Regions from separate parts of the Homo sapiens genome. Here all the other regions are linked to region 1. Evidence: read pairs that join two places in POLR2A ChIA-PET (ENCODE). Cell type or tissue: PC-9. All regions are shown on one strand. Each heading gives the region's core, and the rest is flanking DNA. Links, peaks and the distances in the headings are about the cores only.

Evidence for each region. Peaks named below come from ENCODE experiments on the same cell type or tissue, not always from the same donor. Only the 100,000 strongest peaks of a DNase experiment are listed, where the experiment ranks them.
Region 2: POLR2A ChIA-PET joins it to region 1 with 10 read pairs; 1 of 35 experiments calls an interaction of 5 or more read pairs at or near these places.
Region 3: POLR2A ChIA-PET joins it to region 1 with 5 read pairs; 2 of 35 experiments call an interaction of 5 or more read pairs at or near these places.
Region 4: POLR2A ChIA-PET joins it to region 1 with 5 read pairs; 3 of 35 experiments call an interaction of 5 or more read pairs at or near these places.

What each region holds. Positions count from the first base shown.
Region 1 is chr15:43,120,286-43,125,973 of GRCh38, reverse strand. No RefSeq gene overlaps it. Among named protein-coding and RNA genes, the nearest start is that of TMEM62, 10 kb to the left of the region's middle. In PC-9, for the core only: no CTCF peak of the experiment used is centred there; a DNase peak (open chromatin) is centred at 2,773; H3K4me3 peaks cover 1,074 bases; H3K27ac peaks cover 1,333 bases.
Region 2 is chr15:42,043,549-42,049,236 of GRCh38, reverse strand. LOC105370793 (a long non-coding RNA gene) reads right to left here. Exons shown (of 3, transcript XR_932177.1): 3 at 4,647-5,290. It also overlaps a transcript of PLA2G4E not described here. Among named protein-coding and RNA genes, the nearest start is that of PLA2G4E, 25 kb to the right of the region's middle. RefSeq lists a silencer at 3,729-3,889. In PC-9, for the core only: no CTCF peak of the experiment used is centred there; a DNase peak (open chromatin) is centred at 2,446; H3K27ac peaks cover 1,260 bases.
Region 3 is chr15:42,508,444-42,514,131 of GRCh38, reverse strand. SNAP23 (synaptosome associated protein 23) reads right to left here. Exons shown (of 8, transcript NM_003825.4): 2 at 2,229-2,299; 3 at 1,136-1,177; 4 at 685-733. The coding sequence starts at 2,285. Among named protein-coding and RNA genes, the nearest start is that of SNAP23, 16 kb to the right of the region's middle. In PC-9, for the core only: no CTCF peak of the experiment used is centred there; a DNase peak (open chromatin) is centred at 3,021.
Region 4 is chr15:43,262,715-43,268,402 of GRCh38, reverse strand. It overlaps TGM5 (transglutaminase 5), which reads left to right and starts at 1,475. Exons shown (of 13, transcript NM_201631.4): 1 at 1,475-1,563. The coding sequence starts at 1,554. It also overlaps the pseudogene ATP5PDP1. In PC-9, for the core only: no CTCF peak of the experiment used is centred there; a DNase peak (open chromatin) is centred at 1,352; H3K4me3 peaks cover 1,156 bases; H3K27ac peaks cover 1,453 bases.

The DNA of each region.
Region 1 (5,688 bases), core at 246-5,245:
GCTGTGTAGTATTACATGGTGTATGTGTACCACATTTCCATTATCCTGTCTACAATTGATGGGCATTTAGGTTGATTCCATGTCTTTGCTATTGTGAATAGTGCTGCAGTAAATATTTGCATGCATGTGTTTTTATGGTAGGATGAACTATTTTACTTTAGGTATATACGCTTTTTAAGCTTTTGAGGGAGCACTCCTTTTATTCCTTAACAAAACAGAAATTTGGGAAGAATTTCATCTAGGTAATCAATGCTCTTTACAAGAAACCTGAAACACCTGCAAAAGTAAAAAAATCACAGATCAAGGAATTTCTGACTTATTACAACATGGATCAACCTTAAGGACATTATACTAAGTGAAATAAGCCAGTCACAAAAAGATAAACACTGTGTGATTCCACTTATATAAGGTACCTAGAGTAGTCAAATTCACAGAGACAGAAAGTGGAATGGTGGTTTGCAGAGACTGGGAGGAAGTGGGGATGGGGAGTTAATGTTTAATAGGAACACTGTTTCAGTTTTGCAAGATGAAAAAAGTCTGGAGATGGATAGTAGTGATGGTTTTACAGTATGGATGTACAATCGGCCCTCCATATCCATGGGTTCTGCATCTGTGGATTCAACCAACTGTGGATCAAAAATATTCAGGAAGGCTGGGTGTAATGGCTCGTGCCTGTAATCTGAGCACTTTGGGAGGCTGAGGTGGGCGGATCATTTGAGGTCAGGAATTCAAGGCTAGCCTGGCCAACTTGGTGAAACCCTTAGTCTCTAATAAAAATACAAAAAATTAGCTGGGCCTGGTGGTGCACACCTGTAATCCCAGATATTCAGGAGGCTGAGGCAGAAGAATAACTTGAACCCAGGGGGTGGAGGTTGCAGTGAGACAAGACTGTGCCACTGCACTCCAGGCTGGGTGACAGAGTGAGACTTTGTCTCAAAAAAAAAAAAAAATTCAGGAAAAGGCTAGACTCAGTGGCTCACACCTATAATCCCAGTGTTTTCAGAGGTCTAGGCAGGAGAATCCCTTGAGGTCAGGAATTTAAGACCAGCCTGGGCTGGTCTTAACAAAAAAATTAGCTGGCCATGGTGGTGCACCCCTGTAGTCCCAGCTACTTGAGAGGTTGAGGCAGGAGAATCACTTGAGCCCAGGAGGCGGAGGCTGTAGTGAGCCACCATCATGCCACTGCACTCCAGCCTGGGCAACAGAGCAAGACTGCATCTCAAAATAATAATAAATGTATACACTCTATTTCTCTATTTTTCTCCATTAAATGTTTATTTATTTTATTTATTTTTTTTTTTTTTGAGACAGAGTCTCGCTCTGTCGCCCAGGCTGGAGTGCGGTGGCACGATCTTGGCTCACTACAAGCTCTGCCTCCCGGTTTCATGCCATTCTCCTGCCTCAGCCTCCCGAGTAGCTGGGACTACAGGCGCCTGCCGCTGCACCTGGCTCATTTTTTTTGTATTTTTGGTAGAGACGGGGTTTCACCGTGTTAGCCAGGATGGTCTTGATCTCCTGACCTCGTGATCCGCCCGCCTCAGCCTCCCAAAGTGCTAGGATTACAGGCATGAGCCACCGCGCCCAGCCTGAAGTGTTTTAAAATGTACATTTCTTTGACCTGTTATTTGTACTTAGAATAACTTATCCTAAGGAAAGATGTGTGTGGAGAGATTTACCAATAGGCATGTTTATGAAGGCAAAGTTTATAATAGAAGAAAACCAGAAACAAACTACAGTAAAGGTTCCACAATAAGAGTCATAGAAAATAAAATGGCACATCCATACATGGGTGTAAAGGTGTTTCATGTTTACACCGGTGTTCCAATACTTCAAGATTCAAGTTGCTGCCATTTTAAAGTCATGCTCAAGGGTTCTCAATATCTACATTACCAGCAGTCCAAAGATTAAGCAAAATGAAAAACAGTCTTTAATCTTAAAAGGCCTGTAATCCCAGCTACTTGGGAGGCCAAGGCAAGAGAATCTCTTGAACCCAGGAGGTGGAGGTTGCAGTGAGCTGAGATCACGCCACTGCACTCCAGCCTGGGTGACAAGAGCGAAACTCCATCTCAAAAAAAAAAAAAAAAGGAAGGCAACGTTTCTACACAAGGGATATACCAGTCCCATTCGAGATAATCTGGGAACTCTAGTCAATGAGCAAGATGAATAAAAGGCTAAGAATGATCACCTTTGCAAATGAAAGAGTAACAGGAAGCTGGGATATGATTTTACTAGAAACTGTAAAAATAATTGGCAACTTTTACAAATGGAAACCTCCAATTCCAAATGCTTAATACCATATTTATAATATTTTTACCTTTATATTTATTAAAGTCCTACCTGCACATCATTTACATTTTCTCAATTTTCTGAAGTAGTCTTTAAACACACACACACACACACACACACACACACACACACACACACACACACACAATGTGTTTTCCCATAATCTAGGACAAATTCATTTTATCCAAGAACTTGGGACTTGATCATGATTCTCTTTAGAGGATAGTCAAGTAGTCAAGTCCTGACAGTCTATACTGTGGAGCCAGGAGATGCCTCTCATTAAGCAGGGGAAGACATCGGGGCCAGGAGAGTATGACCTACTCACAGGACCTCGCGAGTTCGTGCCCGTATAAGGACACGCCGCCCTGTTCACCAATTTGCCCTGCCTCCTCCTGGGCGAGCGCTTCTTAGCAAAAGCCCCAGAGCGTCGGTGACGTTCCCGGAGCCGGGCGGGGTATTCGAGAGGGGACCCACCCCTTCCCGCTGGCGACGCCCCCGGTCGGGGTTGGCGCGGTTTCCATGGGGACTCACTCTGCGTTAAGGTTTCTCTCCCGTCATTCCTGTCAGCCCATGATATGATGATACCTCCTAAACACTGAGTGTGAGGAGCCGATGCTGGTGAGCTGGAACTGGGTCCCAGGGAGGCGGCCAGGAAAACGAGAGGCAGAATACCACATTAAAGGAGCGCAAGTCAAATACCCGGGCGCCAAAAACTGGAAGGATTTACGTTTGGACTTCAATGCTTAGGGAAGTGGGTGGGAGGTGAGTAGGGCAGAGAGGGCAGAGCCAGGAACAGGGAGAAAACCACGGAACTAGGTGGGACTCAGTAGAAGCTGAACTGGTAAACCACGGAACTGGGTGGGACTCGGTAGAAGCTGAACTGAACTTCAATATTCAGGGATGAATCAGGCGCTCTGGATAAGTGGCAACCCTCTTTACTCAACCCAGGCACTGGAGGTATGTGAAGAGAGGTCTGGGCTCTCCTGTCAGGAGCACTGTCAGGGAGACAAGGCCATGCCGTGTGGGGGAACTAGTGGCTCTATTTCTCAATACTTTTGTTTTACTCAAACTATCCATACATTCAGTTTAAGGGGGCAAGTATTTCAACACATTTGCCGCTAAAAAGAAACCCATGTTGTTTACTACCAAGAAACGGTCTCAAGTGTTCCCCATTTACACCTTCCAGAGTAGTCTTTTTAATGCTGGAGCTCACTCTTGTTTTTGACCTCCTTATCTCTCTTGACCTGCCAATAGTGATGCTGTGGGCTTTCAGGATCAAATGATATCTACCGATTCCCACTAAGGAAGAGGTGAGACTAGCCCTCTCACAACGATCACAAGAAATGCTGCAAGGACCACTTTCATTCGTACTCCCAGACCCCATCGTTCCAAAACAATTTGTATCAGTTTTGGTTAGGTCAATATTCAGAGTTGACCTTAGTGTGACTGTAGAGTTTCTATTCAGAGTAGAGCTGAATTCTACCCTGAGTTCTCATTGTATAGCTAAATGATGATCATATTACAGGAAAAGGGGTAAGTAAACTTTTTCTGTAAATGGCCAGATAGTACGTGAGCCTTGTTACAAGTACTCAGCTCTGCTGTTGCACTGGGAGAGCAGCCATAGTAGTAGTATCTCAATAAAACTTTATGGACACTGAAATCCAAATTTTGAATAACTTTCTTGTGTCACAAAATGTTACTATTCTTTTGATTTTTTTCAACCATTAAAAAATGTAAAAACTATCCTTAGCTCAGGGAAGTAAAAAAAACGACCATAGTTGGACTAATCACAGTTTGTCAACATCTGGCATAAACTATTAGCAGGTTGTTGCCTAAAATCTCTTTATCTCATCAAATTACTGTGAAGAGTTGTAGGCAAATAGGTATATTTTATTATGTAGAGGTGATTATATTCAAAGATAAGTTATTTTGAACTTAAAATCTAGTATTTTAAGACCAAACTATTCAAACACAGCTAGAATTCACTAAGGAAAAGTTACAGTGAACATTGAAGAAAAAAATTAACACTTTAGTTTTTTTTGTTTGTTTAACACTACTCTTAATAGTTACTGAAAATTTTGGTATAACCAACCAACACACACACAAACACACACACATATGACCCCCTCACACCACCCCGATTTATGTTAATAAGACATGGCAGGGGGAGGGATAGCATTAGGAGAAATAACTAATGTAAATGATGAGTTCATGTGTGCAGCAAACCAACATGGCACATGTATACCTGTGTAACAAACCTGCACGTTGTGCACGGGTACCTAGAACTTAAAGTAAAATAAAAAAAAATTTTAAAAGACATGGCATAAGAGGATCACTTGAGCACAGGAGGTCTTGCTCAATCACCCAGGCTGGATTGCAGTGGCTCGAACATGGCTCACTGCAGCCTGGACCTCCTGGGCTCAAGCAATCCTCCCACCTCAGCCCCCTACATAGCTGGGACTACAGACACACACCATCACACCTAATTTTTTTTTTTTTTTTGGTAGAGAAAGGGTTTCACTATGTTGCCCAGGCTGGTGTTGAACTCCAGGGCTCAAGCGATCCGCCAGCCTCAGCTTCTCAAACTGTTGGGATTATAGGTGTGAGCCACCCCACTGGGACCAAAGAGACTTTCACACAAATTGTTGCTATGGTCTGAATGTTTTATGTTCCCCAAAATTCATATGTTGACACCCTAACCCCTATGGTAGATGGTATTAGGAGGTGAGCCTTTGGGAGGTGATTAGGTTCGTGAGGGTAAAGCCCTCATGAATGGGATTCATACCCTTATAAAACAGGCTCCAGAGAGGTGTCTTGCCCTTTCTACCATGTTGGAACACAGCTAGAAGGCGCCGTCCATAAGCCAGAAAGAAGACCCTCACCAGACACTGAATATCCCTTGATCTTGGATTTCCCAGCATTCAGAACAGTGATAAATAAATTTCTGTTGGTTATATGATACTCAATTTATGTTACTCTGTGATAGCAGCCTGAACAGACAAAGACAGTTGGTTCCTTGGGAAACGGGATGCCTAGGAAAAGATTATATAGTTGAACCTTGAACAACAGGTTTGAACTGCATGGGTCCACTTATATGCAGATTTTTTTCAACCAAATGAAGATCAAAAATACAATATTCAGGCCAGGCGTGGTGGCTCACACCTGTAATCCAGCACTTTGGGAGGCCGAGGCAGGCGGATCACCTGAGGTCAGGAGTTTGAGACCAGCCTGGCCAACATGGTAAAACCCCGTCTCTACTAAAAATACAAAAAGTAGGCAGGTGTGGTCGCACATGTGTGTAATCCCAGCTGCTCAGGAGGCTGAGGCAGGAGAATCGCTTGAACCTGGGAGGCAGAGGTTGCAGTGAGCCGAGATTGGGCCACTGCACTCCAGCCCAGGCGA
Region 2 (5,688 bases), core at 222-5,221, 1.1 Mb after region 1:
GTCACATGTGAAGAGGGGTCAAGAGCCCCGCCCCAGGGTTTCCCTTGATGTCTCTGCCCCACACTATCCCACCATTCCCACAAGAGCTCATCTTCTGCAGTCTCCCTGTCTCCGGTGAGCAGGTGCTTCTCCCCTTCCTCTTCCTGACTCTGCCTCCGTTCTAGAAGTCTCTGTGTCTCATCGGCTAGGCCTGCTGTTGATACGCTGGAGGGGGATGGGAACTGGGGCGAGCTGTCTCCCCTGCTGTCTTGCTAACGAGGTTAATGGCCTGCCCTTGCCTGCCCTGGCATCTTCAGCCTCCTGACTCACACCTAGAAGTGGCAGCTGAAAGGTTTTGGGAGCAACGAAAACATAATGGCTTAATATTTGTGAAATTATTGGCCTCATTCAAGTGGTGAAGAGCACGGGCTCTGGAGTTATACCAGCTTCAATCCCTTGCTCTGTCATTTGCCAGCCCTGTAACCTCAGACAAGCTCCTTAGCCTCTTTGAACTTCAGTTTCTCCCTCTATGGGGAAAATGATGTGCGGAGTAAACAACATGTTTAGCACAGTGCCTGCGGCATATGAAGTTGGAGCAATGCGGCTCGCTGTCATTGTTATCACTATGACTTTACCGTGATTTCTCCCCTCCGCCCCGTCATCCCCATGCCTGTCACAGTGCACATATGAGGCTGTACCCATGGCCCCCTGGTCTTTCTCCAGCTGCTTGAGGGGGAGCAGAAAGGCCCACATGACTGGGACACAGACGACCACAAAAAGACATTGTATTTAATTTTAATATTTTAATTTTGATATGTGTAAAGTAATTTCTAAAAATGTTTGGAAAACATAAAGGGCCAATCCACTATAATCCCATTAACCCAATACGATAACTACAGTCATGTGTTGCTTAACAACAGGGACATGTTCTGAGAAATGCATCATTAGGCAATTTCATCATTTTGCAAACATCACAGAGTGTGTGCACACAAACCTAGGTAGCATAGCTCACTACACACCTAGGTTATATGGTGTAGCCTTTTGCTCCTAGGCTGCAAACCTGTACAGCCTGTTACTGTACTGAACACTGTAGGCAATTGTAACACAGTAAGTATTTGCATACCTAAATGTATCTAAATATAGAGAGGCTACAGTAAAAAAAGTATATTCTGATCTTACAGGACCACCATCATATATGTGGTCCATTGTTAACCAAACCGTCATTATGCAGAGCATAACAATATGGCATAATATTTATACCATATCTATGCCCGGGAGGGGGGTTAGCCTAAAATTATAGTCATTAATATTTTCTATCTTGCTACCTAAACTTCGTATCATTTTAGTGGCTAAATAATATTCTATTGTGCATATGTATGCAACAAAATTTATTAGGATTTTTGTGATGAAATGTCAGTTTTTATAGGTGTTTTATTTTTGCAAATTTCCATGGAATTTCTCAGAGACTGGCCAATTGGTCATTCCCTGAGACCTTTGTGAAATATCTGAACATGATAAAAAGAGTCACCACCAGCTCTGCAAGAGGGTGTGTATATATGTATGAATGGGGGACATGTAGGCTTGGGGAATGTGTGCACACTGGGTAACAGTGGAATCTTCGATTACTTACGTGGCAGATTTGGGGGAACTGCAAGGACCCACCGCTATGGTCTGAATATGCCCCCCAAAGGTCATGTGTTGGAAACTTAATCCCTAACGCAACACTGTTGAGAGGTGGGACATTTGGGAGGGGATTCGGTCATGAGGCTGCTGCCCTCATGGATGAATTCATGTCGTTTTCATGGGAGTCACTGAGAGTGGGATTGTTATAAAAGTGAGTTCTGCACCCTGTTGCTCTCTCTTGTGCTCTCTTGCCCTTCTGCCCTCCACCATGGAATGACACAGCAAGAAGGCCCTTGCCAGATGTGGACCCCTTGACCTTAGACTTCCCAGCCTCTGGAGCTATAAGAAATAATCTCTGTTCTTGGTCAGGTGCTGTGGGTCACACCCATTATCCCAGCATTTTGAGAGGCCAAGACAGGATCATCACTTGAGGTCAGGAGTTCAGCCTGGTCAACATAGTGACACCCCACCTCTACCTGCCAAAAACATATTTTAAAGAAATAGATTTCTGTTCTTTATAAATTACCCAGTCTCAGATATTCTGTTATAGTAGCATAAAATGGACTGAGACACTCACCAGTCTTCAAATAGCTCCTCATCTGCCCTCCATTTTGGTCCTTGAAGGATTCCCTCCAGGACCACCCCTATGGATCAGGCCTTCCTCTTTTCTGGGGCCAGTTGGAGGCTCCCATTACTGAGTAGCATATTGTCATCCAGTAACCCTAAAGCAAATATCAGCTTATCAGATTACCTTTGAATCACCGCATCTCCTGCCCTGTGGAGGAGTTACCATCTCCTGCCCTGTGTTCTTAGATAACTTCTCATGTGGCTTGTCACACTCCCTCAAGAAGACCTGGGACCACATCCAAAGCATTTTTTCATTCATTGAACAAATATTTACTGAGCTCCCACTATGCACCTAGTATTGTTCTAGGAGTGGGAGAGAGAGCACTGAGCAGGTCAGACAAGATCCAGCTCTCACGAAACTTACATTTCAATGTGGGAGACAGTAAATAAATATCTGACTATTTCTGATATTGGTGCTATTAGGACAAAATGTGACAGCGAGTGACAGGCAGCAGGGAGGGGACATCAGAAGAGGGTGACATTTGAACTAAGATCCGAATGATGAGAAGATTGATGGCAAGTATTCCAGAAAGAGCACATTCTAAGTGCAAAGGCCCTGAGGTGGACACAAGGTTGACCTTTTGTAGAAACAGGGAGAAAACCAGGGTGACTGGAGAGCAGAGAGCAGGGAAAGCAAGGAAGAAAGCATTGGGAGGTGAAGTCCGGGCCTTATGGACCGGATGCTGCGGAAAGCAGCTTTGATTTTGTTCCAAAAGACAGGGGGAGCCCATGGAGGGCTTTAACCTGAGGACTGACTTGATCTGTTTTATGTTTTACCTGCATCACTTTGTCTGTTTTGTGGAGCATGGATTTCCTGGGGGCCAGAGGGGAAGTGCGGGCCAAGTGAGAAGGCATTTGCTGTGGTCCAGAGAGAAATGGAGGTGGCTTGGTTAGGGGTGGTAGCATTGGACAGTAGGAGTGGATGGATTCTGGGTTTCCTGGAGGTCGAATTTACAGGACTTGGGACACACTGGATATGGAAGGAGGAATCACAGATGCCTAGTGAGTTTTTGCCTTAGTAACTGAGAGATGCCCCTTACTCAGCTAGGATAGAATTGGTTGGGGTGGAGCGGTCTGGGTGCCTCTGTCTTTGGCATTTTAAACTTGAGATTCACATCTAAGCAGAGATGTCAGGTGGGCCGTTGAAAATACAAGTCTGGAACTCAGGAGACAAGTTGAGGAGGAAATCTGTTTGAAATCATAAAGCAGAATGTAGAAGGTTTTTAAGCCATGGAGCTGGATGACATCTCTAAAGGATAAAGAGACAGAAGCGAAGGGGAAGAAGTCTGTGCTCTCCCGTTTTCCACCTTTCAGATGCCCGGCAAGGATGAAGAGCCATCAGAGTAGATGCAAAGCAGCAGGCAGTGAGGCTGGAAGCAACCCATGAGAAAGTGGTGTCCTGGGAGCCAAGAGACTTTTTCCATAAACATCCCGTTATCTTTCTGAGCACAGAGCAGGTGGTCAGTAAATACTCTCAGAAAGCACAAGCTCTGCAGCTGCTTGTTCATGCCTTTTCATCCCCCGGCACTGCCGTGGAGTGCCGGTGCTGCCTGGGTGGCTGGCTGCTGGCCTGGGAACCTAACAGCTCCCTACTATCTCTTGCATCTCATGAGAGGCAGAGGCCTCCGCCCACTCCAGGGGCCCCACCCCACCCCATCCTCCCGGTTTCACACTCTTGGCCCCCAGCTCATGCCCTTCCCTCTCAGCAGGGCTTGCCCTACTCTGTGCCACCCACGTGGAGTGAGGCAAGCTCATTCCTACTTCTTTCCCCAGTTCTGCTACCTCCCATCGTAGAGGGTCTCCCTTCCCCAGCTGCCACCTTTCCAAACCTTGCCCCTAACTCAAGGCTCAGCCCCCTGAGACTCCCCACCGGCCTCCACGTGGGATCTTGACAGCCTCCCCTTCAAGACCAGCCCTGTGTACCTTCACCTGCTGGGTCACTGGAGCCCACTGGATGCCCTCATATCTAATCTATCCTGCCGGGTCACTGAAGCCCACTGGATGCCCTCATATCTAATCTATCACCATGCCGTGTAGGTTCTGCTCAGAAATACCTCTCGAGTCCACCACTGCTTCCATCTCTGCCCCCTACCCGGGCCCAAGTGACCATTTGCTTCCCATCTGAGCCACTACAACACATCTTCCTGTCCCTGTCCTGCCCAATTCTGTCCCCACCCAGCAGCCAGATGATCTCATTCACATCACTTCCTTTCTTTTTTTTTTATTATACTTTAAGTTTTAGGGTACATGTGCACAACATGCAGGTTTGTTACATATGTATACACGTGCCACGTTGGTGTGCTGCACTCATTAACTCATCATTTAGCATTAGGTATATCTCCTAATGCTATCCCTCCCCCCTCCCCCCATCCCACAACAGGCCCCAGTGTGTGATGTTCCCCACCCTGTGTCCAAGTGTTCTCATTGTTCAGTTCTCACCTGTGAGTGAGAACATGCGGTGTTTGGTTTTTTGTCCTTGCTTAATACCCTTCGGTGGCATCCAGTTTCTTAAGATAAAATCCCAAATCTTGACCATGGCTTCCAAGGCCTCTCTGACCTCATCACTCCTTCCTCACCGTGCCCCAGACACAGGTGCTCAGTTTCTGAACACGCCAGCCTTTTCCACTCCTCAACGCCTTGCACTGCTGTACCTTCAGCCTGGGGGACTCTCCCCACAGCCCGCATGTAGCTAACCCCGATTTTCCTACAGGTTTCAGCTTCAAGGCTGCTTCCTCTGGGAGGTCATCCCTGACGTCTCCCCAAATCAGAATCCGTTCCCGTCTTTCGTAGCACCCTGTTACTTTCCTTCCTGATTCTTATCGCAGTTGATGGTTAGAAATTATTTTCTTTCAAAGCTACTTCACTAGAAGCTTCCCAAGAGCAGGCACCATGTTGATTTTGATACTCGGAACCTGTAGCACAGTGCCTAGCATTTAGGAGGTGCTCAAATGTCTCTGTCATCAGTGAACAAAGCTTTCACTGACTTCTCCAGCCCATGCCAACCTTGAGGTTCTTTGCGGTCCAAGTACACTTACGGTTAGTTCTTTCCAATTTATTTGTCCTGTAGCAAAAAGAATAACAGTAACCATGACAATTTATTAAGGTTTATGACATGCCAGATTCTGTGTGCCAGATGTATATGTACGGTGTTTATGTATATATAATATATAATCTTTACAACAATCCTGTGAAATCAGTACTATTAACTCCATTTTACAGATGAGGAAAGTGAACAGTGAGTTTCAGAGAGATAAAGTAATTGCTGACTGCTGCCCCAGTAAGTGCCAGAGCCAAGATACGCACTCGGGTCTCTCTAACTCTAGATCTCCTGCTCTTTCCTCTACATTTGTCTTATGGGTCTTGCCTGTGAACTTCTGTTGTTGTTGTAAGCTTTTTGTCACTGGCCTCTTTGGTTTGTGGTTGTTTTTTTTTTTTTTTTTTTTGTATCCTCCATCACCA
Region 3 (5,688 bases), core at 357-5,356, 610 kb after region 1:
AACAAAACAAAACAAAAGGCCCGGCACGGTGGCTCACACCTGTAATCCCAGCACTTTGGGAGGTCAAGGCGGGTGGATCACCTGAGGTTAGGAGTTCGAGACCAGCCTGGCCAACATGGTAAAACCCCGTCTCTACTAAAAATACAAAAACTTAGCCGGGTGTGGTGGTGGGCACCAGTAATCTCAGCTACTCAGGAAGCTGAGGCAGGAGAATCACTTGAACCCAGGAGGAGGAGGTTGCAGTGAGCCAAGATCACGCCATTGCACTCCAGCCTGGGCAAGAAGAGCGAAACTTCATCCCCCACCCCCAAAACTAGACAAAAATAGCGAAACTCCGTCCCCCACCCCAAAAAAAAAGAAAAACATAGTTGGGTGTGGTGGCAGGTGCCTGTAATCCCAGCTATGTTACTATCATAATGTCTAAGGCACATATAACCAATACACAAAATAAGCCATGCTGGCCTAACACATACTTGGTATATACAATTGGGCATTGTTGCCTGCCATCCCAAATAGACAGTGAACATGATATATAATTCAAATCAGAAGACAAGAAGTAAACATAACATTCTTATTTTACAAAGGGAAGGCTCTCCCAAAGGCTGAAATTTGTATGTGGCTAATTTGATAGGGCTTTTTGGCATCACAGTCAAATTAAGAATTTCTGCTAATAATTTAACTTACCCTTTTGTTCATCCAGCATAGTGATGGTCTTGATTCCTGCATCCTGAGACTAAGACAAGGGGGGAAAAGCTGATAGTACAACAAAACAAACCAAAAACAACAGAAACAAAACCTACAAGAGCAACACAGAATAATTTAGAAACCCAAGCTCTCAGAGGATTAGAGCTACAGACAGAACTAGTATTCTTAAACTAACACACTTTAACATAGCAGCCCCCAAAATAATTAAGTCACAAACTCATAGTGAATTCATCTTCCCTGTCATATTCCAATACTGTTAAAGGGAAAAACAGAAAATTCCCATTAGTGCATGGTTTGACATTTCAGCAACTGTTAATTTCAAATAATAAAGCATATTGATACATTACCCTTTAATACTAATTCCAGCCAGAAGTATTAGGATCGCTCCTATAAATTTCTATACTTAAGTTGATGACTAACATTTTCTTACCTCAATGGCTAAACCCAGGATTCTCCTCGTACTTTCCAGAGACTAGGAAAGAACACAGAATTTTAGCATTCCAAAATATGTAGAAAAAAAAATCTGATCACAGGCCAAATTCATGATGCTATTCTATCTTTAAAAATTGCCAGCTCAGGCCGGGCACAGTGGCTCATGCCTATAATCCCAGCACTTTGGGAGGCCGAGGCAGGAGGATTTCTTGAGTACCGGAGCTCAAGACCAGCCCAGACAACATAGTGAGACTGTTTCCATTAAAGGAAAAAACAAAAAGAATTGCCAGCCTATCCTTCCCTTTAAAACAAAACAATGGCCGGGTGTGGTGGTTCAAGCCTATAATCCCAGCACTTTGGGAGGCTGAGGTGGGCGGATCACGAGGTCAGAAGTTTGAGACCAGCCTGCCCAACAAGGTGAAACCCCATCTCTACTAAAAATACAAAAATTAGCTGGGCGTGGTGGCACACACCTATAATCCCAGCTACTCAGGAGGCTGAGGCAGGAGAATCGCTTGAACACAGGAGGCAGAGGTTGCAATAAGCCGAGATCGCATCACTATACTCCAGCCTGGGCAATAGAGTGAGACTCCGTCTCAAAAAAAAAAAAAAAAAAAAAAGTAAGTTGATCACTACATTTTTAGTTATTTTCAGGCGCTCCTTAAGAGAAAATGTGTAAGGACTTCCAGTGTGATGTTGAAAGAAAAAGTTTTTTTAAAAAAGAGAATATTTGGATGGTGAAGTTCATGGGAATAAAAATTTAATGTAGGTAGAAATCTAAGTAAATTACAGATATTAGGAAATTGTTAAATAGAAGTCTAGCATTTCTCAAATACATAGTAGAGTATCTTTGTTACACTTAAGTAATATTAATAATTACCTAAAAAATAAAAATCATACAAATTGTTTTCACTTTAGTTTTCTGGTGAGTTAAAAAGAAAATAAAAACCAGCAATGGCACTAAGGAGCAAATGTGTTCTTTGATATTAATGGACTAGGAAGAGGCCAAAATGTCCCTAAGAAGGCTCTCTCACTCCTCCAATATGAAAACTGAAATAGAATTATTTACTTATTTTAGGTAAAACATTTACCTCATCAGTAATCTGGTGAGCTCTCTGTTGAATTTCTTCTGATGACAGATTATCCATGATGAATCAAAACTCTATTAGGCACAGAAATGGAAATGTGGATATTGTATAAGAATAAGGATATATAAAAGTTTGTGTGAGCAAAAAGTGTAGATTTATGGAATTTAGGAACTTATCAGGAAAACAGGATAAAAGAACCTCTTTCTATATCTATTAGTCTACCACAAGTAAAGAAATCAAGACCGAGAGAGGCTAAATGAATGTTTAATAAGAGTGCCAAGGGTGAACCTAAAATACAGGTTTTAGGACTTCTAGGGAAGTACTCTTTCCAACAGGAAAGTGGATCCTCTACTTAGAGAAGCAAGGCATTACTGGAAGACAAGCATTAAAAGACTATTAAAGTGAATTTTTGGTTGTTCAATGTTCTTCATGTGTTGTCTGAACATGGAAAAGCAGTAGGTGAAGAAAAGTCCAATTTAGTAAAGTAACAAAATTTGAAGTTATGTGCCTGAAGAACACAGGAAACATTTCTAAATATGCCAGTTGTCCAGGACACTCACTGGAGAAAATACTTTCACTCTTAACAAGAAAAGGGAAATGCTGGTACAAACAGCTCGGAAAAGACTAAGGTTTTTATTATGCATTAGACTCTTCCCCTCCAGTGGCTTATATTGTTTTGTTGTTTTACTGGAGTCCCTAAGAAACCAAACAATTATTCTCCTATACACAGTAACTCAGAAGGAGATCTCATAGACATCCAAGCTAAAAAATAAAACATTTCGTAGGTGTTACTCAGCACGGCTGTTATCTAATTCCTCTTTGAGAAGTCATGTGGAGTAATAACAAGCATTGTGCAACGGATCTAGGTTCTTTGTTACATTTGCTAGCTTTGTATGAATTTTCTCAAAACTCATTTATCAAAACTCACGGTCAATGACACAGATAAACTCTGGTTCTTATTACAGATTTGACCCCAGGAATCTGGCAATGTCTGGAGTTGCTTGATTGTCACAACTTGGGCCAGGTGATGGGGCTGGTTAATGGCATCTAGTAGGTAGAGGCAGGGAAACTGCTTAACATCCTACAACACTCTTCAGGAAAGCCCTCCAGCAAAGAATAATCTGACCCAAAATGTCAATTTGAGGTGAGAAACCTTGCCATGGATATACTCTTTGATAAGCAGAAAACTTAATTCCCCAAGAATGTACTGGACTGAATTCTTGGAAGGCAGAGATTTTATCTTTGTATCTCTAACACCTAATAGGATCTGATGGTAGATACTCCAAAAATAGCTGAATGAACAAATAAGTAGAAAAACAGGGTGTACTCTCAAAGTATTTACATGGCTCTTAGAAACAAAGCTGCATGTAACAGTAGCACAAAGCTCGCAAAGAATCACTAGAGCCACAAACCAAAAACTGCTATTGCAAGTGTATGATATGATCACATATAAATCTTTTCAGTCATTTTTGGCTGGGTGTGGTAGCTCATGACTGGAATCCTAGCACTTTGGGAGGCTGAGGTGAGTGGATGGCTTGAGCTCAGGAGTTGGAGTTCAGCCTGGGCAACATGGCAAAACCCCATCTCTACCAAATATACAAAAATTAGCCAGGCATGGTGGCGCACACCTGTAGTCCCAGCTACCGGGGAGGTTGGGGTGGGCGGATTGCTTGAGTCCAGGAGGTTGAGGCTGAAGTAAGTCAAGATCATGGCACTGCACTCCAGCCTGGGTGACAGAGCAAGACCCTATCTCAAAAAACAAACAAACAAAAAAATTTAAATCTTTTCAGTTGTTTTTAATTGAACCACTACTATCATGTTATTTTTTTTATTTTTTTGAGATGGAGTCTCACTCTGTTGCCCAGGCTGGAGTGCAGTGGTGTAACCCTGACTCACTGCACCTTCTGCCTCCTGGGTTCAAGCAATTCTCCTGCCTCAGCCTCCCAAGGAGCTGGGATTACAGGCATGCACCACCACGCCCCACTAATTTCTGTATTTTTAGTAGAGATGGGGTTTCACCATGTTGGCCAGGCTGATCTCGAACTCCAGACCTCAGGTGATCTATCCACCTCAGCCTCCCAAAGTGCCCAGATTGCAGGCCTGAGCCACCGTGCCTGGCCTTGTTTATAATTCTACTGTCATAGCTGTTTTATGGTTTAAGATTTTGAGGGCCAGGCGCAGTGGCTCACGCCTGTAATCCCAATACTTTGGGAGGCCGAGGCGGATGGATCACGGGGTTAGGAGATCGAGGCCAGCTTGATCGACATGGTGAAACCCCGTTTCTACTAAAAATACAAAAATTAGCCGGGAGTGGTGGTGAGCGCCTGTAATCCCAGCTACTCGGGAGGCTGAGGCAGGAGAATTGCTTGAACCTGGGAGGCAGAGGTTGCAGTGAGCCAAGACTGTGCCACTGCACTCCAGCCTGGGTGACAGAGCGAGACTCCATCTCAAAAAAAAAAAAAAAAAGATTTTGAGCCTTGATTAAAGCCATTAGTGCTCATGAAAAAAAGCATTTTAAGTTCCAAATTTAAGTTTCTATCTTGCTTGCCATAGACTGTGCTTCAGGCAAAAAGTTTCCACACTAAGATATAATCAAGATATAAAGATATCATTCATTAGATACAAGCATAAAAGGAACCAGGTATTTTATTAATTTGCTAATTGTTTGAGTCTTAAGCTTTATCATACATACACATGTCCATGCTACTGTTCCTCTTTTGTCACTCTTTCCTATTTGCAACTACAAAAAGTAAATGGAGATTATTTTTTGTACCCTCTCACCTCCACACTTTTGCACACCTTTCCTTTCTATAATACCCCACATCTGCCCAGGTAGCCTCATGCTTTTCCATCACTTCCTAAAGCCCCAACCGAGATACCTCTCCAAAGCCTGCCCTCCCCAGGCAGTAATGCTCTGAAGTTATCTATTCCTGTCATGTGTAACTCCTCAATGCCCGACAGAGAAGAAAATATGAAAAATAATATACACTAATCCATTAGTGCCTGGAAAAGGCACCCTTAGTGAGGTTTTCAGATATAGTATCCTGTGGGTCGGGAGACATTCTGGGGTAAGGAAGCCCAAATATCACAAATTATGTAATTTTGTAATTCTATTCCTAGAGGTGATTATTGCCAATTACAAGTCAGTCTTTGCTAGCTTCCTAGGAAAAAAAAAGCAAAACTCCAGAGTTAGGAGTGAATGCACTCCTGACCTCTGTGCTGCCTTCTTTAAAAGAAAAAAGAAAGCAGATATAACTGGGAGATGGATAACGTGAGGAATCACCCCTGACATCGCAATGAGGTCATTCTGAAGGACACATCCTTTCCATGTGAACTCGAAGTTCTGCTTAATATTTTTTTCTTCCCTGACCAGACAACACGCAAGACAAGTAACAGATATCTACTCCCAAGTTTGGCATGCTAACGCCAGGATGCAGCTGCCTAAGATTACTCTGTGTTCTTG
Region 4 (5,688 bases), core at 689-5,688, 140 kb before region 1:
TGAAGTATACCAAGATGGCTGGGTGAAAACTTGCTCTAAAAACCATTGACTGGGTAGCTTTTGCAGAGATGATACCCCAAAACCAAAAGGCCATTGCTAATTATCTGAAATCCTGGAATGAGACCCTCACCTCCAGGCTGGCTACTTTACCTGAGAATCCACCAGCTATTGACTGGACTTACTACAAGGCCAATGTGGCCAAGGCAGGCTTGGTGGATGACTTTGAGAAGAAGTTTAATGTCCTGAAGCTTCCTGTACCAGAGGATAAATATACTGCCCAGGTGGATGCTGAAGAAAAAGAAGATGGGAAAACTTGTGCTGAGTGGGTGTCTCTCTCAAAGGCCAGGTTGGAGAATATGAGAAACAGCTGGAGAAGATGAGGAACTTAATACCATTTGATCAGATGACCATTGACGACTTGAACGAAGCTTTCCCGGAAACCAAATTAGACAAGAAAAAGTATCGCTATTGGTCTCACCAACCAATCAAGAATTTATAAAATTAAGTCCAGGAAGAAGCCCTGGCCCTTATAGTACACATTCTGGACATTAAAAATAAAAATAATTACATAGGTTTTAAAAAAGAGCTGAGTGGGGACAGAGAGAATTGAAAATACAGGAGGGAGGACAATGCTGGTGAAAGAGGTTCCCCAGGGAGAAGGACCCAGAAAGCAGGGGATGTGGGGAGAAGTGCCCCAGAGCACAGAAAGACAGGGTAGGCATGGGGGTCCCACCCACTCCACAGGCAGAGCCCTTCCCCCTCCTGCCCTCTCTCTCCTTCCACCTGCGCTTTTCTCCCTATGAAAGGGCTTGTGCCTTTCTTACTAGGATCAAGGCCCTTGCTCACCGGCATTCCCACCCTCTCACCTATTTCCACACCTCCTCCACAAATCTTCCCAATTTTTCTTCCTCTATTTTATTTGTGATTATTTGCTTTTATTTGTGATTTGTCTTGGACCTGCCAGGTCTCATGCAAGACAATGCCACTGCCAAAGCTAAATACAGTGAAATCATACCGAAGGAGATCCAGACAGAGAGGGTTCTGTTTGCATTTAATGTTCAGGAAGTGACTTTTCAGGATAAAAGAGAGGCCTTGGTTACCTAGCAGGGTTCTCGGCTCAATGAGGTGCTTTAAGCTGTGAGCAGAGTCTTGGGACCCTGATGCTCCTTCCAGCAGCCCCCTGCATCCCTCTGGCGGGCCCATCAGCTCGCTTCTCCCTCCTGACTTCTCCACCACAGCACAGCACCTCCCTGGGAATGCCCTATTGCTCAAGAGCTATCAAAGGCCCACACGGCATAAGGCTGTGACAGTTCATCAGCCTCCACACCTCCTTTCAATTCAGCAACACTGCCAAGAAAAACCTGAGGGCAAGTGAGCAAACCAGTTGTGATCTGCTCGGTAATCAGGTGGCAGTGCAGCAGTCCAGCCCCGCCTTCGGTTCTCCTGGAGGCTTCCAATGGAAGGGGAAGTAGACACTCTGGCACCAGTTTGCTGAAGCTCCAGACCGCCCAGCTGTTCTGTGGGGAGCATCCCAGGAACCGGAGGCAGCTACCATGGCCCAAGGTAGGGAAAGCCCCTGTGGCCACTGGAGTTCAGGGATAAGAAGGACAGAGAGAGACTGTAGGAAGTCAAGGGGTGGAGGGTGGATTCAGAGAAATAAAGAAGTAAATACAGAACTGAGGCAGGAAAAGCAAGAATCCCAGAAACCTCAGTATTCATTGGTGGCTTGAGAACCAGGAGACAGCGTAGAGGCAGACAGGTAAACACAGCACACAGCTGCTTGCTAACATGCCTGCCTCCATAGCCAGGTGGGACAGGGCAGGGCCAGAGATGAGGGGGTCAGGGTTTCTGTCCTTCTCTGCTACTAGCTGACCCTTTGACATTGGACAAGTCACTTCGCCTCTAGTTTCCAACCCCCTTGCCTGAAAAAGGAGGGATTGGACCAGACAATCTTGAAATTGTCTTCCAGCTCTTAAGTTCTCTGAATCTTCATATCTTCTCTTCTTCCTCCATTTCAGAAGGTCTATTACTGATCTTAGCTAATCTTCCCATCACCAACCTTCTCTCTATATCATCCCCCTCACTCTGGAAAGAGTTGCTGTGAAGATTAAATCGTTAGTTGAAATCATTTAGAGGAATAAGCTTTCAACTTCCTCTACAACTGTAACAACCTTACCTTTATTTATTACTTTTTGTGTTTAAATTTTTGTTTTAAAATTTTCATAACTTTTAATTGCACAAGAAATATGGGAATACATAGTTGGAGTAAAATAAATAAATAATTATAGATAAAGCTATAGTCCTCTGCCCGCCATCCCCAATGGCAGCCTCATCTCCAGAGTAAACACTGTTACCTGTCTTTTGTCTGCACATTTACACTCAGACATACATTTACTCAATGTAATACATAGGATTAGCATGTGTGGTCTTTTTTGGTATATCCATGGTATCATCATATTGTATGTATATTTCTACAACTTGATTTTTTTCACTCCACAGTATGTCTGGGAGCTCTGTCCATGCCAGTCAGTACCTATAGATCTACCTCAATATTTCTCATAGTATCAGTGCAAGTAATTTCTAATCCTGTCCCCTATTGATGGGCATTTAGGTTGTTTTCAATTTTCCGGTTACACAAGCAATATTGCAAGGAACATACTTATCCATGCCTCTGTGTGCTCACGTGGGAGTGTCTCTCTAGGATAACTACTAAGATCACTTACTTTAAAAGTTCTTTCTACAGTCTTCTGTTTATTTCCTGATCATCTCACCCCATTCTCCTCTCACCTCAAGGAAAACAAATATGCCCAGTAGTCAATGAACCTCCTATTTGAATAGATGGCACCTGGGCTGAAGAGTCATTCCTGTCTTAGGCAGAGATTAACATGGCCCAGGATGTCTCTAGAGGATGGAATTTTGTCCCAGCGCTTGCTGCCAGGCAGATGCTGCCATGCCTGCTGAGTAGCCTGCGTCATGTGCCCAACCTGAACTGTAGCCAGTTAGTGCTGTCTAATAAATTGGTCTCCAAAGGGGGCAAGCTTCTTTTTCCACTGTTAGGTAAAAGCCAAGTGCTTTCTTAGCTGGCAGTGGGTGTGGACATTTTTTTGATCATGAGTGAAAGCCAACAGTGGGCAACAGCTCTTGGGGGTGATGGGAAGAGCACTGGACTGGGCTCAGGAATCCTGGTTTAACCTTAGACGAGATATTTAACCCACCTGAACCTTGATTTTCTCATCTCCAAGTGTGGATGACATGACATTTTGTCCCTGCAAGGATGCGATGAAGATTAAATGAGATAACTGTCCTAGCGTACCTGGCACAGTGCCTGGCACATAGTAGATAGGCCCTCAATAAGATGTTGATTAAATCTGAAATCTGAAATACGTACAGGGTGATTTTGCAAAAGATAGAGAATTCTATTCAACCTAGCAAATCTGAGTACCTACAATATGCTGATCATTATGCTTAATTTCTTTTATAATAATAAAAAACTAGTTTATGAAACAGATGTGTGTTAAAGTAATCAAAAGCACTCAAAGAGATTTAACATAAAGTGTAATACTTATTAGGGTATTTTGGCACAGTCAATTTGGTTCATATTTGTTTATAACAACTTTTATTGAGATATAATTCATATACCATCAAGTTCAGCTTTATAAAGTCCACAATTCAGTGGTTTTTCATATACTCACAAAATTTTGCGAGTATCGCCACTATCTAGTTTCAGAACATTTCATTACCTCAAAAAGAAATCCCATACACATTGGCAGTCACGTCCCATTCCACCTTTCTTTAGCTCCTAGCAAGCCCTAAATCTACTTTCTGTCTCTATGAATTTGCCTATTCTGGACATTTCATATAAATATAATCATATAATATGTGTCTTTTTATGTCTGACTGTTTTCACTTAGCACAATATTTTCAAGGTTCATCCATATTTAGTATGTTCAGCATTCTTTTTTTTTATAGCTGGATGATATTCCTTTGTATATCATTTTGTTTATCTATTCTTCAGTTGATGGACAATTGTGTTGTTTCTACTTTTTGGCTATTATGAATAATACTGCTACCATTTTTCAGGTATTATGTGAACATGTTTTCATTTATCTTGGGTATATACCTGGGGATCGAATTGTTAGGTCCTATGGTAACTCTTTGTTGAATGTCTTGAGGAACTTCCAGACTGTTTTCCAAAGTGCTGCACCATTTTACAACCCCATGAGCAATGTATGAGGATTCCAATTTCTCTGCATTCCCACTAACACTTGTTATTATAGTCATCCTAGGAGATACGAGATGGTATCTCATTTGTGTTTCCCTAGGACTAATGATGTTGAGCATCTTTTCGTGTATTTATTAGCCTTTTGCGTATCTCCTTTGGAGAAATGTGTATTCAGGTCAGTTGCCCATTTTAAATTTGAGTTGTCTCTTTTATTGTAGAGTTATATGAATTTTTTAAAAAGTATTCTGGATATAAGTCCTTTGCCAGATATAGGATTTACAAACATTTCCTAACATTCTATGGCTTTTCTCTTCACTTTCTTGACGATGTTCTTGAAGACAAAAAGTTATTAATTTTGATGAGGTCCAATTCATTTGGTTTTTCTCTCACTGTTTGTACTTCTGCTGTCATATCTGAGAAGCTGTTGCCTAGTCTAAGATCACAAAGACTTACCTCTATGTTTTCTTCCAGGAGTTTCATAGCTTTAGCTTTTATGTTTAGGTCTTTGATCCATTTTGAGTTAATTTTTAATAAATGGTGTGAGTTATGCATCTAACTTCATTCTTTTGCATGTGGATATCCACTTGTCCCAGCACCACTTTTTGAAAAGAGCATTCTTTCCCCCATTGAATTGTCTTGGCACCTTTGTCAAAGATCAATTGACTGTAAATGGGAGTTTTTTGCTAGACTCTCAGTTCTATTCCACTGATCTATATGTCTATCCTTATGCCACTACCACATTGCCTTGATCAAGAAGTGCCACTCCTCTAATTTTGTATTTACTTTTCAATACTGTTTGGCTAGTATGGATCCCTTGTATTTCCATATGAATTTTAGGATCCACTTATCAATTTCTACAAAATGGCTGTTGGGATTTTGTTAGGGATTGTGTTGAATCTGCAGAAAAACTTGTTATCTTAATGATATTGCCTTCCAATCCATGAACCTGGAATGTCTTTTCATTTATTTAGGTCTTCTTTAATTTCTTTCAGTGATGTTTTGTGATATAGGCTTTGCACTTTTGTTAAATTTACTAAGTCATTCTTTTTGATGCTGTTATAAATGGAATTATTTTCTTAATTTTATTTTCAGGTTACTCCTTGCAAATGTATAAAAATACAATTGGTTTTTGTATATTGATATTGTGTCCTGCAACCTTGCTGAATTCATTTATTAATTATATTTTTTGGCGGGTTCCTTGGGATTTTCTATATACAAGATTATGTCACATGTAAATAGAAACAATTTTACTTCTTTCCAATCTGTATGTCTTTGATTTTTTTTCTTTTTGCCTAATAGCCCTAGCTAGAACCTCTAGTAGAATGTTAAATAGATGTGACAACAGGAGACATTCTTGTCTTGTTCCTTATCTTAGCAAGAAAGCATCCAATCTTTTACTATTAAGTATGGTATTGGCTGTGGGCTTTGGAGGGCAGTGGTGCGATCTTGGCTCACTGCAACCTCCA